2 separate regions of the Homo sapiens genome follow, and region 2 is linked to region 1. Evidence: read pairs that join two places in POLR2A ChIA-PET (ENCODE). Cell type or tissue: PC-3. All regions are shown on one strand. Links, peaks and the distances in the headings refer to the core of each region. The heading gives the core; the rest is flanking DNA. Region 1 overlaps NID2 (nidogen 2). Region 2 has its middle 7.1 kb from the start of LINC02310.

The links. Peaks named below come from ENCODE experiments on the same cell type or tissue, not always from the same donor. Only the 100,000 strongest peaks of a DNase experiment are listed, where the experiment ranks them.
Region 2: POLR2A ChIA-PET joins it to region 1 with 7 read pairs; 2 of 35 experiments call an interaction of 5 or more read pairs at or near these places.

The regions. Positions count from the first base shown.
Region 1 is chr14:52,041,653-52,049,990 of GRCh38, reverse strand. It overlaps NID2 (nidogen 2), which reads left to right. Exons shown (of 22, transcript NM_007361.4): 6 at 7,060-7,209; 7 at 7,641-7,886. Among named protein-coding and RNA genes, the nearest start is that of NID2, 23 kb to the left of the region's middle. In PC-3, for the core only: a CTCF peak has its summit at 6,102; a DNase peak (open chromatin) is centred at 4,600; H3K27ac peaks cover 1,520 bases.
Region 2 is chr14:51,400,101-51,408,438 of GRCh38, reverse strand. It overlaps a transcript of FRMD6 not described here. Among named protein-coding and RNA genes, the nearest start is that of LINC02310, 7.1 kb to the right of the region's middle. In PC-3, for the core only: no CTCF peak of the experiment used is centred there; no DNase peak of the experiment used is centred there; H3K27ac peaks cover 440 bases.

The DNA of each region.
Region 1 (8,338 bases), core at 236-8,235:
AATTTAAGCAGGTTCTGCTGCCAGTGCAACCCTCCAGGTGCCAAAGACCATCCCCTGGGTGCACCTCCAGGTTGCAGAGGGTCTGTGACCAGGAGCCGCCGCCCCCCGATGCCTGTGAAGACACCTATATGAGGAGATTCCATGGTAGGGCCCCTCTCCCTTCACCAGAAGTGGAGAGAGCCTGTTAGTGTCATGCCAGCAGTTGTAAAAGGCCACCCCCAGGGTCGTGATCACTGCCACCAGCATCATTACATGCCACACACATCAAAATTAAACAAACATGAAAACTGGACGAAAAAGCATTCCACTGTTTGTTATAAAGTTGGATATGGTTTTTCTAACTAGTCTGTCATTCTGAGAGATGGGAAAACTTAGAAGAATTTTTCCTGCGGTGAAAATGACTTTTTTTTTTTTTGAGGTAGCAGTAAAAATTGTTAGTAGTTGCTCCAGCTGTCCTGAAGCAGCCCTGTGCACGAAGCCTCCTGTGTCCCTCTGTGTTGGCCCAGTGAACCCAGTCGACACCATGGAACCTCCCCTGTGTCTGGCCCAGGGCCTTCTGTGAAGAAGGGCAGGCCGGCCAAGGGCTGCAGACAGGTGCTTAAGTGTTTCTGGGAAAATGAAGATTGAAAGATGGCTCAGAACAAGTGCAGAGGAGAATTTTCCATTTTTGTTACGAACTCCTAGTTAGGACAAGTCTCAAGTCCTTTGGCAGGGCATTTCTTTCTTTCCTCTGATATCTCCCCACCCCATTTTTCTTTCTATTAAGGACATGAGAAAAGTTAAAAACAAACAAAAAAAACATTAAATAGAAAAAAAAGAGATTTAAAAAATCTTCATGTTAAGAATCCTTTAGCAACTATCAAACCTCAGTTAACAAATCCATGACAAAATGAGTTCATTCAAACCTGGCCAGCCTCCACCCTCCTGCTGTGCCCTGAGGTGTCAGCAAACTTCTTTATGGTCTGACTCTCCGTGGCAGGAGCTTCCTGGCATAGTGTGGGTCCCAGAGGAGGCCATGGACTAGAAACTGTATTTCTCAAAGTGTGGGCACTCATCCACCTTCCTCTCACTCAGCTGGGAGCCTGGTTAAAAACACTGATTTCCAAGCGCCTCCTCTACCTTCTGAACCAGAAACTGCATTTTTAAGCCACCTCACTCCTTCAACACCTCCAGGCCTCTGCCCAAATGTCTCCTTCTCCCGAGGTCTTCCCTGACCATACTATTTCAAAGAGCCAGGTGTGCCTGCCCTCTCTCACCCTCTTGTCTGACCCTGCCATATTCCTCTGCACTTCAGTGATTCTGATGCCCCCTCAATTTGATGGGATTTAGAGCCAGAAGATTGTTTCATCTCTGTAGGCCTCAATTTTCTCATTTATAAAATGGAGATATCTTCTAACTAGAATAGGAAGAAGTGCATGAAAATACACTCAAAGCCATGATAGGGACATGAAAATGACCACCGAAAAGAAAAAGTGCCACTTTTCCTCGGGTGGGTTTATTGCACATCTCATCTAGCTGGGATCCAGATCTTGATTCCCAGCCTTCAAGAAGTTCAGCCTCTTTGAATTTCACTGCAATTCCCATAGAAATTTGAGCAGTCACGTTGGCCGGAGGTCTGGCTTTTCTCGCCCTGGATAAATAGCTGCACGTGGGCTCAGCACCGTTCTAGCTCCAGGTCTCCCCCTTCTTCAGGGAAGGGCTATCTGGCTGCTGTGCGTCTGTATTACTTTCACTAAAGAATCTTCACGTTGTATTCTTGTGGATGGATGCCCAAATGGGCCGTAAGCACTGAGCTCAGCTTCTCAGGTGGCCAGAAATGAGCACGAGAAATTTCCTAACATTCTGCCCACCCCAGGAGCTGCCAATTGGTCAGATTAAATTTGTTAACGACATTGATGAGCAACACCTAGCTCAGAAATCCAAGGCTTGTTGTATCCCAAGCCTTCTATCAACACCAATTGGTGTGAGAATCACTGGCGGGGTGGCTAAAGTGTAGATTGCTAGGATGCACCCAGAGAGTGGAACTGGTAGGTCTAAGGTGGGCCCTCAGAATTTGCATTTTTAACAGAAATCTCAGGTGATCCTGATGCAGTGGTCTCTGGAATCCACCGGGAGAAATGCAGCTCTCCGTGTGAAGGACTGCATGGTGCTGTGCTGAGGGTGTAAGTTGTTATTCACCCCTTGGTGAATTTCCTTGATGCCTCATGCTGTTGTCAGAACTGAACCCCACAAACCTGCTCCTCCTCAGTCTCCCTATCTCAGTAACTGGCAGCTCCACCCTTTTGGTTTCCCACATCAGGACTGAACATCATCCCACATCCAGTCTACCAGCAAACCCTCTCGGTTCCACCTTCAGAATATCCCAGACCTGGGCCCTTCTTATCCCCTGTACCAGCACTTCTTACCACCAAGGGACCAGCTCCTGTCTGATTTACTGTAGTCGGAGCATGTTACTCTTCTGCTCGAAACCCTCTAGTGCTTCCCATCTCACTCAGATGAAAGCTCAAATCCTTCCTGTGATCTCTGAGACCCTGCATGAATGACCCAGGCCACCTCTTCTCTCACCATCCCTCCCACATGCCCACACACCCCTCCTGCCTGACACAGCACCACGCCTGCCCTCATCTGTGGGGTTCACTCCCTCACCTCCTCCTGGCCTCTGCTCAGTCACCTTCTCCTGAGGTCTTCCCTGACCATGCTATTAAAAAGAGCCATGTACACCTGCCCCCTCCCACCCTCTTGTCTTTCTCTGCTGTATTTCTTTGCACAGCTCTTACACATCCACCCCACTAAGTAATTTACTTGTTTATTGACTGCTGCTGGGGAGAATGTAAGCTTCAGGATGTGAATTTTTGTCTCTTTTGCTCCCTGCCATGTCCTCAGTTTCTAGACTAGGTACAGGTCTATAGTGAATGCTCAGTAAATACTTGTTGAATTAGTGAATGAATGAACAAAAATTGTAAGAAGCATTTACCTTTCACCTAACAAGCTGCCATTGTAAATGGTAAGTGTGCAAACCTGTGTGTGCACTTGGGTATGAAGGCAGGCGTGGAAGAGGGATTATAAATGGAGGCTTGCCTTCCCCCGGATTAGGGGCTGATCCATCTTCTTTCCTTCATGTGGCTGTTATGAAGCTGAAAGAGACAGTGTGTGTTCTTGGCTCAGTAAGTACCATCCTAAAAATACAATATTCCACAAAACTGTTTAAAAAGACTCCCAGGTTAGCTTAACAGTAACTAGTTAGCCCATTGTAATTACAGTTTAAGTCTCATAATAGCCTTTCATGGGAGCCTGCTCATTGTTATAACTTCTTTTTCTGTAATAGAAAAATGTAGTACAGCTTCCAATCTATTTATAAACCTTTGCACAGTTGCACTTGTAAGTTGCTGGCTGCATCGCCCTGCCTCTTTTTACTTAGATAAAAGCTATGACTCCACCTAGTTTAACTCTCCATATCTAGACTGTCTCTCCTCCATCTTCTCTCTCCTTGTTTCATAATTCAGCCTCAGAATAAGAATTGGGTTGCAGAATAAGGCTTCACAAAATAACTGAAATAAGATACAATCCAAGCCTGTTATTTCCTTAATTTGTGGGCAGAACAGCTTGTAAAGTTTGGATTGATTTTTATCTGAATATTATGAAAACGGCTTTTTTTTTTTTTTTTTTTTGAGATGGAGTCTCTCTCTGTCGCCCAGGCTGGAGTGCAGTGGTGCGATCTCGGCTCACTGCAAGCTCCGCCTGCCAGATTCACGCCATTCTCCTGCCTCAGCCTCCCGAGTAGCTGGGACTACAGGCGCCCACCACCACGCCTGGCTAATTTTTTGTATTTTTAGTAGAGACGGGGTTTCACCGTGTTAGCCAGGATGGTCTCAGTCTCCTGACCTCGTGATCCGCCTGCCTCGGCCTCCCAAAGTGCTGGGATTACAGGTGTGAGCTGCCGGGCCCAGCCAAATGGCTGTTCTTTAGACCTATAGCAGATTGCCTTTTTACTTGGTGTTCAGAAGTACATTAAGAAGAAATGCGACTTCTGGCAATGCAGGGGTGAGGAAGAGGTGTTCTACTTATTTTAGAGATGAGGAAGCTGAAAGACAGTTTGCATAGTTTCCACAAAGCCCCCGAGGGAGGGCTGAGGTTGAGTCCTAGAGCTTGGCGCTTTCTGCAGCCCCTCATTCCTTGAGCTCTGGGAGAAAGTCCTGATGGCCCTTAAGCCATGAGCACACTGGTGAGTGTGTGAGTCCCTCCTGTAGCTGCTTCCTTACACTTAGTTGTGAATTTCTGAGCTGGAGAAACCTGAGATTTTGACACATCCAAGTTACATTCATTTCCTTTTACTCTAAATGTTTTTTTCCCTTTCTTAAACTAATAGACAGTGATACAGTTTTCTTCACAGCCATCTATTTTACCATGATCCATCCTGGGTTTTTTTTTTTTTTTTTTCTGCCTTGAGTTTTATATCACTTTTCTGTTTAAGTTAAGCTTGTCACTTTCTTGTTTAAATAAAGTTGAGTCATGCCTAATTTTCTATTTTTATCAAACTGGAATTTCTTAGCCAAGTCATCAAGGCCCTATACTAAATCTTGAGTCATAACTTCATTCCTACTATGTTCTAATCAGATTTTCCACTTGAACCTACACTGTCTGTCCTGCCAACCCTCAGCTTGCTGCTTTCCCAAGGATCTGCAGGCAGCACTCCAGTACTGTTCAAAAGCTAATGCCGCTGCTGCTACTCTCATTTCTTACCTGTGCTGTTTTTCAACATGCTGTAATAGTCATCTCGATAATCTTCCCTGCTTGCTTCTACCATTAAACCCAGTTTATAAAGTATGACTCGAATTATACTTGAAGTCTGTGCTGATTAACCCCAGACATGTGGTGACCCCTAATCTAGTGCTCATGATCTCCGTACTTGGATCCCATTGAAGGGGTCGTGGAGAGTAGCAGTTAAGATTCTCCAGCTAGATGTCCTAGGTTCGGTTCCCACCTTTGCCACTCACTGCCTATGCGACTTCAGGTGCTTTAGTCTACTGTGCCTCAGCTTTATCTGCAAACGGGTTAAAAAATTGTCCCTGGCCAGAGTGGTGGCTCATACCTGTAATCCCAGCATTTTGGGAGGCCTAGGTGGGAAGATCACTTGAGCCCAGGAGTTCGAGACCGAGACCAACCTGGGCAACGCAGGGAGACCCCTCCCCCCAACCCACCCTACCAAAAAATAAAGTAGGCAGGTGTGATGCATGCTTGTGGCTGCGGCTACTCAAAAGGCTGAAATAGGAGGATCACTTGAGCCTGGGAAGTCGAGCTTTCAGTGAGCCGAGATGGCACCACTGCTCTCCAGCTTGGGTGACAGAGCAAAACCCTGTCTCAACAACAGCAACAAAAAAAAGTCCCTGCTACCTAGGGTTGTTGTGCAAATTAAGAGTTGTTGGCCGGGCGGGGTGGCTCACGCCTGTTATCCCAGCACTTTGGGAGGCCGAGGCAGGTGGATCACGAGGTCAGGAGATCAGGACCATCCTGGCTAACATGGTGAAACCCTGTCTCTACTAAAAAATACAAAAAATTAGTCAGGCGTGGTGGTGGGTGCCTGTAGTCCCAGCTACTCAGGAGGCTGAGGCAAGAGAATGGCGTGAACCTGGGAGGTGGAGCTTGCAGTGAGCTGTGATCGTGCCACTGCACTCCAGCCTGGGCGACAGAGCGAGACTCCGTTTCAAAAAAAAAAAAAAAAAAAAAGGTTGTTAAATGTAAAGCTTGTATATGTTAAGCGCGATTGAAGTGTTAACTTTGTTATATTTTTATTTGCTGATGGAGGTCTTTATCTTGGTGACATTGTACCTATAATGCTATGTCTCATTAGCTCCTTTACTTTCTGTTCTCCCTGGGAATACTGGGTAAAGATTGATCTTTGGATTTCTTCCTCCCCTCCTGTCTCCTCGTTTCCAGATAGACCTGGAACACAACTACCACTTGGTTTTTCCTAAGAGTAGGGTGGGTGTCCTCCTTCATGCCAGCATCCGTGTCTCACACTAGAATTCCATGCCATCCCTGCTCAACAGCATGCTCCTGGAGTCTCCAGCCAACTCCACCTCCTGGGGATGTGGAGGCAGAGGTGTGTGCAGCCGCTTGGCCTCCTGGTGGCCATGCTTGGGATTGGCATATTTCCTAGTGCCCCGGAGAAAGCACCCTCCTGTCCATCCACAACCCCCGCCACACCCTACCCCCTTGGCTATTTCCTTTATGAACTATGGCATTTGCTCCAGTTTCCCCATTTCTTTGCAGCACAGATGGCCCTCTTCTTTTAATGGGCAGAATAAGTAGGAAATGGAAGAAACAGCTGCCAGAGCACTGAATTTATCCTAGTCCTCCATAATTTCTTGGAAGATCTGCGAGTGGGGCCCAAGCTGTCTGCTACTGCGTGGAAATCATGCTTGTACCATACCCATCATAGTTAAACCCTGCCAAGGGCATAGGGCATTTTAATAGCTTGAATCCCTGTTGTTTTGCCCTCCTCTGTCCCCTTCTCCCCATGCCTTTTCTTTGAGGTAGGTGCGTGTGTTCTTTAAGACCCTTCCCTCAAAACAATCTTGGTAGCGAGACCAGCTATTATCTTTTTTAAGTTCAGTGTTCCCTAAAAGAAGGATGGTTAGACATAAGACATTTGTTAGCTTCTCTATTATGTCTTCCTCTCAGGATGTGTTTAGGTTGAACCATATAAAAGTGCTGATATTTAGCCCTTTTTGACCCACAAAAATAGTGGTTTCATGAAGTTCAACCTAACATGTACTTACTGGTTTGCTTTCATTTTACTGCACTCAAACCCACGGGTGCAGTCTCATCTTAGTTCACCAACTCTGCAATGGGACCCAGCCGGGAGCAGTAAGCAATTCTTCTTGCCAGCAGACAAAGCAGATTAATTCCCTTGGGTTGAATGTTATGCCGGTCTCTTAAACATCAAAAACTGTTTGTTATGATCTAAACTGCTTCTATGGAGCAGATGTTGTGTCCCCGATGCAGCAGTGACATTGGAATCATTTAGTCCTTTTAAGGCAAGTTTGTTTTATTTTTCAGTCTTCACGTATAATGCTGCCAACAAGGAAACCTGTGAACACAACCACAGACAATGCTCCCGGCATGCCTTCTGCACGGACTATGCCACTGGCTTCTGCTGCCACTGCCAATCCAAGTTTTATGGAAATGGGAAGCACTGTCTGCCTGAAGGTAATTGACTGGGGCCAGGAACTCCTGTGTGTCTATTCCTGCTGCTTACCTGTTTCCAGCTACCACTGTGAGCTCTGCTTTATGGACCAAACATCTCCACTACTTAAATCAGAGTGCTATCAACTTGCAGGTGCTCAATAAATGTGTGAGGAATGAACTGGTTTGGGCTGATTCCCAATTTGAGGATTATCCAGAAATGCTTCCTTCTGCCAGCTCATTAGAGCCAAAGTGTAGTGGAGTAGAAGGAGGAGGGGAGAAAACAGACTGGAGGCAGGACTGTTTCATAGATGGATAATTGGTTGGTTAGGAAATCATTAAAGTGACTTGCTAAAGAGTGAGTTTTGGAAGTTGTCAGTGGAATAATTATACCTGGGTACACCCATCTCTAGCCAGGATGACGTCCAAGCCTAACTGGATTTGCTGTCTTTTAGGGGCACCTCACCGAGTGAATGGGAAAGTGAGTGGCCACCTCCACGTGGGCCATACACCCGTGCACTTCACTGATGTGGACCTGCATGCGTATATCGTGGGCAATGATGGCAGAGCCTACACGGCCATCAGCCACATCCCACAGCCAGCAGCCCAGGCCCTCCTCCCCCTCACACCAATTGGAGGCCTGTTTGGCTGGCTCTTTGCTTTAGAAAAACCTGGCTCTGAGAACGGCTTCAGCCTCGCAGGTGAGTAGGGCCTCTGAGAAGGCCGGTAGTCAGCATTGCTTTGGCAGTGGTGCTCCTTGGGGCACTGTCTTTAGGCCTTTACGCAGTGACAGAGGAATCACTTGTTTAATGTACTAGAGCCACATGTGTGTAGTTTTCTGGCCACAGGTTGTTGGGAATGGTTTGACCTCACATCACTGATTTTTGAAAGGCAGTGATTTCGTCTAAATGTTCTCCCAGCTGTTCTGAGAAACAGGATGATTCCATTCAGAACATTTGTGTCCTCTTACCCCAATTTGTTGCAGCATATTTGTCAGGCTTTTTAAATTATGCACAGATCTGTCAAATGCAAAAATGGTACTTGGGGCACCTGGGGATGATTTTACTTCATGGGGAAGGGGTGCTCTTCTCCTCCCAGCTCCACAACCTATAATAGTATAGGCCGGTGCACCCCAGACTTGAACCTGCACACA
Region 2 (8,338 bases), core at 322-8,321, 640 kb after region 1:
TTATGTAATATAGACTATGGTATATGTTAACATAAATTCAAGCAGTATTCCTGAAGGACAGTAAGGAGTTGAGAGAAAATAAGGAGAAAACAATATTAAAGAATTAATAAAATTAGCCAGGTGTGGTGGCGCATGTCTGTAGTCCCAGCTACTAGGGGTGCTGAGGTGAGAGGATCACCCGAGCTTAGGAGGAGGTAGAGGCTGCAGTGGGTCATGACTGTACCACTGCACTCCAGCCTGGGCAACAGAGTGATATTGTATTTGTAAAAAAAAAAAAAAGAATAGCTGAGAATTTTCCAATACTAATAAAAGACAGCAATGTGAAGACTCAGAATGCTCTATAAATCCCAGTTAAAATAAGTTTTAAAATGTCCATAGATTAAGACAACCTAGTCAAATTCCAGAACACTAAAGATTGAAAAGAAAGCATTAAAAGCAGCCATAGTCTTCTACCTAAAGAACAATAAAGGAATGCTATAGAGTTTATGCCCATAAATTTGAGAACTAAGATAATTCAGTAGAAAAATTCACTGAAATACACAAACTGCCAAAGCATATATAAAGCATTTATGATAATTACCCAAATTAAATGAACCATAAAGAACATCTCATGTTCTCTGCTAATCAGGCAATTAAGTTAGAAATCAATAATACAATCATAATGAGATGACATCCTCATGTTTGGAAATTAAGAAACACTTCTAAATTATTTATAGGTCAAAGAACAAATCAAAATGAAAATTAGAAAAATATTTTAAACTGAATTTTTTAAGTCTACTTGCCAAATATAGAAAGCAGTAATAAATATTCATATGAGAAAAGAAAAAATTGACAAATTCCTTTTTTAATGTATATTACCAAAATGGACCCAAGAAGAAACAGAAAAGTTAAATGATTCTATACCCATGAAAAAAATTAAATTTCACAAATAAAACTGGTGAAATTTTATTTTTCACCAATTTTGAATGTTTGGTAATATTTGTTAGTGAAGCCAATATTTGGATGGCTTCACTAACAAAAATTACCAAACATTCAAGAAAAAATAATCCTAATTACACAAACTATTCCAGAATATTGAAAAAGAGGAATACCTTCCATTTCATTTTATGAGGTTAGCATTACCTTGATATTCCAACTTTGCAAGGACAATATGAAAAAAGAATATTACATGCCAATCTTACTGTTGAACACAGATGCAAAATCCAAACAAAATATGAGCTAATCAAATACAATAATAAATAAAATGGATGTTACAATCACAATTACTTTAACATTTAAAAAAAATAATACTACATGGTAAATTATATTATACATTTTCCTTATTATCAGAGGTTCTAGTCAGTCCTAGGAAATGTGGAAACTTAGAAAAAAATTCACATTAATTGCAGTTAATATAACTATCCATGTGGAAAGTTTCAATGAACGCTCAAATAAATAATTAGAACTAGTAACAGTTTATCAAGTTTGTCTGATACAAAAATCTATATGTAAATATCACTTGCATTTTTTAACACCAACAACAAGGTGTTCTAAAATGAGATTTTAAACAATATTATTTATAATAGCATTAAAAATATAAAGCAATATATCTAACAAGATGCACAAGGCCTTCATAGAGAAAATGACAAAGCATTATTTGAAAGACTGCCTTTTGTATGCATGTGGTTATGTATATATTTGGACAAGCTTGGTTTACAAATACATATGGAAGTAGTGAGGATAATCTTGAAGAATAATTAGGCTGGGGTGGAGGATCTAATTAGTATAACAATCAATGTACAAAAATCACTAGCATTTTTATATACCAACAACAGCCAAGCTGAGAGCCAAATCAGGCAGGCAATCCCACTCACAATTGCCACAAAATGACTAAAATACCTAGGAATACAGCTAACCAGGGAGGTGAAAGACCTCTACAATGAGAATTACAAAATACTGTTCAAAGAAATCAGAAAACACATAAACAAATAGAAAACATCGCATGCTCATGGCTAGGAAGAATCAATATCATTAAAATGGCCATATTGCCCACAGCAATTTACAGGTTCAATGCTATTCCTATCATTACCAATAACATTCTTCACAGAACTAAAAAAAAACTAAAAATTCTTAAGGAACCAAAAAAGAGCATGAATAGCCAAGGTAATCCTAAGCAAAAAGAACAAAGCTGAAGGTATCATATTACCCAACATCAAACTATACTACAGGGCTACAGTAACCAAAACATCATGGTACTGGTACAAAAACAGGGATATAGACCAGTGGAACAGAATAGCCTAAAAATAAGACCGCTCACCTATGACCATCTCTTTGACAAACTTGACAAAAACAAGCAATGGGGAAAGGATTCCCTATTAAATAAATGATGCTGGGATAACTCACTAGCCATATGCAGAAGATTGAAACCAGCCCTCTTCCTTACACCATATACAAAAATCTACTCAAGATAGATTAAAGACTTATATGTAAAACCCAAAACTGTAAAAACCCTGGAAGACAACCTAGGCAATACCATCCTGGTCATAGGAACAGGCAGAGATTTTATAACAAAGACACCAAAAACAATCACAACAAAAGCAAGAATTGACAAGAGGGATCTAATTAAACTAAAGAGCTTCTGCACAGCAAAAGAAACGATCAACAGAGTAAACAGACAACCTACAGAATGGGAGAAAATATTTGCAAACCATGCATCTGGAAAAGGTCTAACATCCAGCATCTATAAGGAATTTAAACAAATATACAAGAGAAAACAAATATACAAGAGAAAACAAATAACCCCATTAAAAAGTGGGCAGAGGACGTGAACTGACACATTTCAAAAGAAGACATACATGCGGTAAACAAACATTTGAAAAAAAAAACTCAAGTCACTGATCATTAGAGAAATGCAAATCAAAATCACAGTGAGATACCATCTCACACCAGTCAAAATGGCTATTATTAAAAGTCAGAAAATAACAGATGCTGGTGAACTTACAGATGCTGGAATAACAGATGCTGGAGAATAACAGATGCTGGAGAAAAGGGAACACTTATACACAGTTGATGAAAGTATAAATTAGTTTAACCATTGTGGAAAGTAGCATGGCAATTCCTTAAAGGGCAAAAAACAAAACTACCATTAGACCCAGAAATCCCATTTCTTGGAATATACCCAGAAGAATATAAATCATTCTACCATAAAGACACATGCGCACAAGTGTTCATTGCAGCACTATTCACAAAAGCAAAGATATGGAATCAACCTAAATGCCCATCAATGACAGATTGAATAAAGAAAATGTGGTATATATATACCATGGAATACTATACCACCATAAAAAAGAGTGAGATCATGTCTTTTGCGGAAACATGGATGAAGCTGGAAGCTATTATCCTTAGCAAACGAAGGCAGGGACAGAAAACCGAATACCGCATGTTCTCACTTGTAAGTGGGAGCTAAATGATGAGAACTCATAGACACAAAGAAGAGAACAACAGACACTGGGGCCTACATGTTGGGGGAGGGTGGAAGGAGGGAGAGGAGCAGAAAAAATAACTAATGGATACTAGGCTTAATACCTGGGTGATTAAATAATCTATACAACATATCCTGGTGAGAAGAGTTTACCTACATAACAAACCTGCATGTACTGCCAAACCTAAAATAAAAATTTTTAAAAAGAATTATTAATATAGTATATCAACTAAAACAATGGAGTGTGAGTCAGTGGTAGAACAGAATAGAAAGCATACATGTGGCTTGTGGCAGAGAAAGCATTGCAGAATACTAAAGAAGGGATGGACTTTTAAAACATGGTACTGGAACAATTGGTTATCCATAAGGAAAACAAATCAAATTGGATTTCCACATTATGGCTTATATAAAGATCAATTCTTAGGTGAATCAAAGACTTGAGGGAGAATGCCAACAACACTAACATTTTTAGAGAAAAAAATAGAAGAATATCTTTATGACTGTTACATAGGAAAACATTTTAAAATAAGACTTAAAAGCTCAACCCATAAAACAGAAATTTGAGAAATTTGGCAAATTTTAACTATATTAAAATTAAGTACTACAAATTGAAAGACATCATAAATATAGTAAAAAGACAAGTCACCAACTGGGAGAAAATATTTGCAACAAATACAACTGACATACTTTTAATATTCAGAATATATAAAAATAAATTCAGCAAAAACAGAAAGAAAAATGGTCAAAGCTTGAACATATTCCAAAAGAGAAAATACATCAATAAATGTAAAAAGATCAATTTTATTAGTGTTAAGAAAAATGCAGATTAAAACTACAATGCAATAGTATTTCAAGCCTACCAGAAAAGCAAAAATTAAAAATTCTAAAAATAACAAGAATCAGTGATGACATGTATAACATGTACATGTGGTACATAACACTTAGACACCACTGGTAGAAGTTCCAATGGGTGCAGCCACTTTGGAAAATAATTTGGCACTTTCTAATAAATTTGGAGATTCACAAGTCCTGTAAGTTCACATCTTCTCTCCTATGGAAATACTTGTACCAGAAGACCCACGCAAGAATATTTGTACCTGCACTGTTCAGTTATAGCAAAAATCTTGAAAAAAATCCAAAAGTTTATCAATTGTGGAGTTTAAGTTTGTGGCATATTCATTCAATACAATTTTATATAACAATAAAATGAGAACTACAGGTACTTGTAAAAACACATATGAAACTTAATACATAATATTGATTTTAAAAAGTTGCAAGACTGGGCATGGTGGCTCATGCCTGTAATCCGAGCACTTTGGGAGGCTGAGATGAGCAGACTGCATGAGCCCAGGAGTTCAAGACCAGCCTGGGCAACATAGCAAGATCTCGTCTCTACAAAAAATACAAAAAATTAGCTGTGCACAGTGGTGCATGCCTGTAATACTAGCTACCAGGGAGGCTGAAGTGGGAAGATCACCTGAGCCAGGGAGGTAGAGGCTGCAGTGAGACATGATCGTGCCACTGCACTCCAGCCTAGGTAAAAGAGTGAGACCCTGTCTCAAATAAAATAAAATAAAATAAAATAAAAGTTGCAGAATATAGTCTGATTCTATTTGTACAAAGTTCAAATACAGGTAAAACTAAACAATATGTTTTATAGGTCAATAAATGTAAAAGGTAAAATCTTAAAGAAAGGCAAGGCAATGATTGACACAAAAATCAGGATAACAATTTTCTCTGAAAGAGGAAGAGCCCACAGAGTCCTACAGAGGACTTAAAGGATGAACTATTTTTCTTAAACCAGGTAGATGGTATTTTTATTTGTTTTATCTTACACATGTTTATATATCTACTTTTATCTTTTATTTTGAAAATACCATCAAGCATCATATACTTTCCAAAACAGTGAATTTCTACCGGAGAATTTCAAGCCTTCGTAAGCATTTGGGAGAGAGATTGAAGAGGGATTCTGGGAACCTTCCTGCGTCCCCTACCTATGGTGTATTAGTCTGTATTCACACTGCTGATAAAGATATACCCTAGCTGGGCGCGGTGGCTCACGCCTGTAATCCCAGCACTTTGGGAGGCTGAGGTGGACGAATCATGAGGTTAGGAGATCGAGACCATCCTGGCTAACAGGGTGAAACCCCATCTCTACTAAAAATACAAAAAATTAGCTGGGCATGGTGGTGGGCACCTGTAGTCCCAGCTACTCAAGAGGCTGAGGCAGGAGAATGGCGTGAACCCGGGTGGCAGAGCTTGCAGTGAGCCGAGATCATGCCACCGCACTCCAGCCTGGGTGACAGAGTGAGACTCCGTCTCAAAAAAAAAAAAAAAGAAAAGAAAAAAAGATATACCCAAGACTGGGCAATTTACAAAAGAAAGAGGTTTAATGGACTTACAGTTCCACATGGCTGGGGAAGCCTCACAATCATAGCAGAAGGCAAGGAGGAGCAAGTCATATCTTACGTGGATGGCAGCAGGCAAAGAGAGGGCTTTTGCAGGGAAACTCCCGTTTTTAAAACCTTCAGATCTTGTGAGGCCCACTCACTATCATGAGAACAGCAAGGGAAAGACCCTCCCCCATGATTCAATCATCTCCCACTGGGTCTCTCTACAACACGTGGGAATGAGATTTGGGTGGGGACACAGAGCCAAACCATATAATAAAGGTTTGTGAAATAGCTGCCTGGCCAGAGATAGTCTCTCTGACCTTCTTGTTCTCTCACATCTCTTTTAAAACCTGGAGTTCAAATAAACTCCCCAACCTTCCTACTGCCATTTGCAGGCATTCTCTTCAAGGCCATAATGATTCTTTTTATCCCAGCCTTTTTATATGAACAGAATTTATCCACACAGATATCTGCCAATAGTATATCAAAAATCCCAGGGACAGTGTTATCTAGTCTCCACTGAATTTGCCCAGACCTCATATTACTGGCCTACCAGCTTTCCTGGTTACTCAGATTCCCTCGTTTTGGCCCAGTTCCTTGGCTCTGGCTGTTTGTCCAGCTCTTGTGATAGGAGGCCTGGCTGGGCCAAGTGTTTCAACCTTATCTTCAGCACTCCCTCCACGGCCTGTTTTCCAACATCTATTCTCAATCCTCATGTGCCATGATCTCCCCTGACAGACACTCTTGGGATGAACAAGTCTGGCTGTCTTGGGCACCCCCTGTTCTTCCCAAATACATGGGTAGGAGGTCAGGGAAGAGCAGTTTCTTTAAATTCATCACAGTATAGTGATTTCATATTAGTCTCAGTCACGTGCCTCTGTCAGCGTCCCATTCGAGCCCTGTTGACATTAGCAAGTTGAATACTCCTACGGGGAAGTTCCAAACAATGGAAAAAGTCTTCAGAGAAATTGAAGACTGTTTTACTTTTGGCCTGAGCTTGGGTTAGGATGGGCATTCCAGAGAACCCATCCAAGATATCACCTGATCTGATCCTTTTACTCTCAGAGTTCAAAATGTTCCTTGCAGAGGGACCTTGCATTTCAGACTGCTGCCCAAGGAACTTGTTGCTACAACAAAAACTCCCAAACCATGGAAACTGTTTGTGTCCGCCAAACCCAAAGCAGAACTGTACACACAGCATAAAAATCAAGTTGCCTTAATCTTGCATATTTGGCTCAGTTTTTCCTAGCCACATCCTAAAACAAAATGGGTTGAATTACTGGATGAAAAATAAATTCCATCCATGGAACTGTTGCTATTGCCACAGAAAACAAAAGGAAGGTGTTTTTCTGCCATGTCTTGGAAGAGGTGAAGTCATTGTTTTAGGATAAAGGGATCAGACTTAAATTCCTACCACATGCAGAAAAATGGAGTTGGTTGCTTAATTAGACTGCCTATTAAAAGGTTTCTCATTATTTTAAATTGTGTTTTAAAATACTTAAAAATTCAGGAAAACCTTTCTGAAGAAAAATTTGAAAGTGCTATTTAAAGTCTTCAAAATGTATATAATTTTACCCAGTAGTTCCAATTCTAGGAATAATTATGGAAGTGGCTGAAGAATTATCTGCATAGATATTTAATGCTGCATTACTTTCAACAGTGAGTGGGAGAAAAACTGTTAAGATGTTCAACCTAGGAAATTGGCTAAATAAATTACTGTGTAGTAGAAGGGCTCTTTAAAACCTAAATAGCCCTCTGGATTAGCCATAACTCTCCATTCTTTACATAATAAACTTTTGTCTAATGCCCCAGCATGCTGAGTGCTCACAGCCTGTAGGCTGTCTTTCATTAACCCACACATGTTTATTCCCAGTAGTTGAGTTCCATGCTCACCAAGAATCAGGTGTGTTTGTTCCCAAACCTGTTTATGCTGTTATAGTTTTTTATTGTAATTATATAATTTTATTAAATAGTATATACACCAATGGAATTACAAAAGAGAGATTTTTATTTCTCCAAAAAACAGATTGAAATTTTTAGAAAGACTGGATAAAGTTGAGTTGCCAAAAAATAAAAATACTGATTAATTAGGTGATAATGGACAAGAGTAAAATATTAGGGGAGAAAATAGTAATGATGCAGGAGACTCTGTGATTTGTATGAACATGAATGAACCTAGAGGACATTATGCCAAGTGAAATAAGCCAGGCATGGAGAAACAGTTACCATATGACCTCACTTGCATGTGGAATCTAAAAAAAGTAGAAGTAGAGAGTAGAATGGTTCCCAGAGGCTGGGAGTAGAGCGGTAGATGGGGAAGGAAAGACATTGGTCAAAGGGCACCAGTTTCAGTTAGACAGAAACAGAAGGAATACGTTCTGGTGACTTATTGCATGGCATGGTGACTAAAGTTAATAATAATACATTTTACATTCAAAATAGCTAAAAGAGAGGACTTTAAATGTTCTTACCACAAAGAAATGAT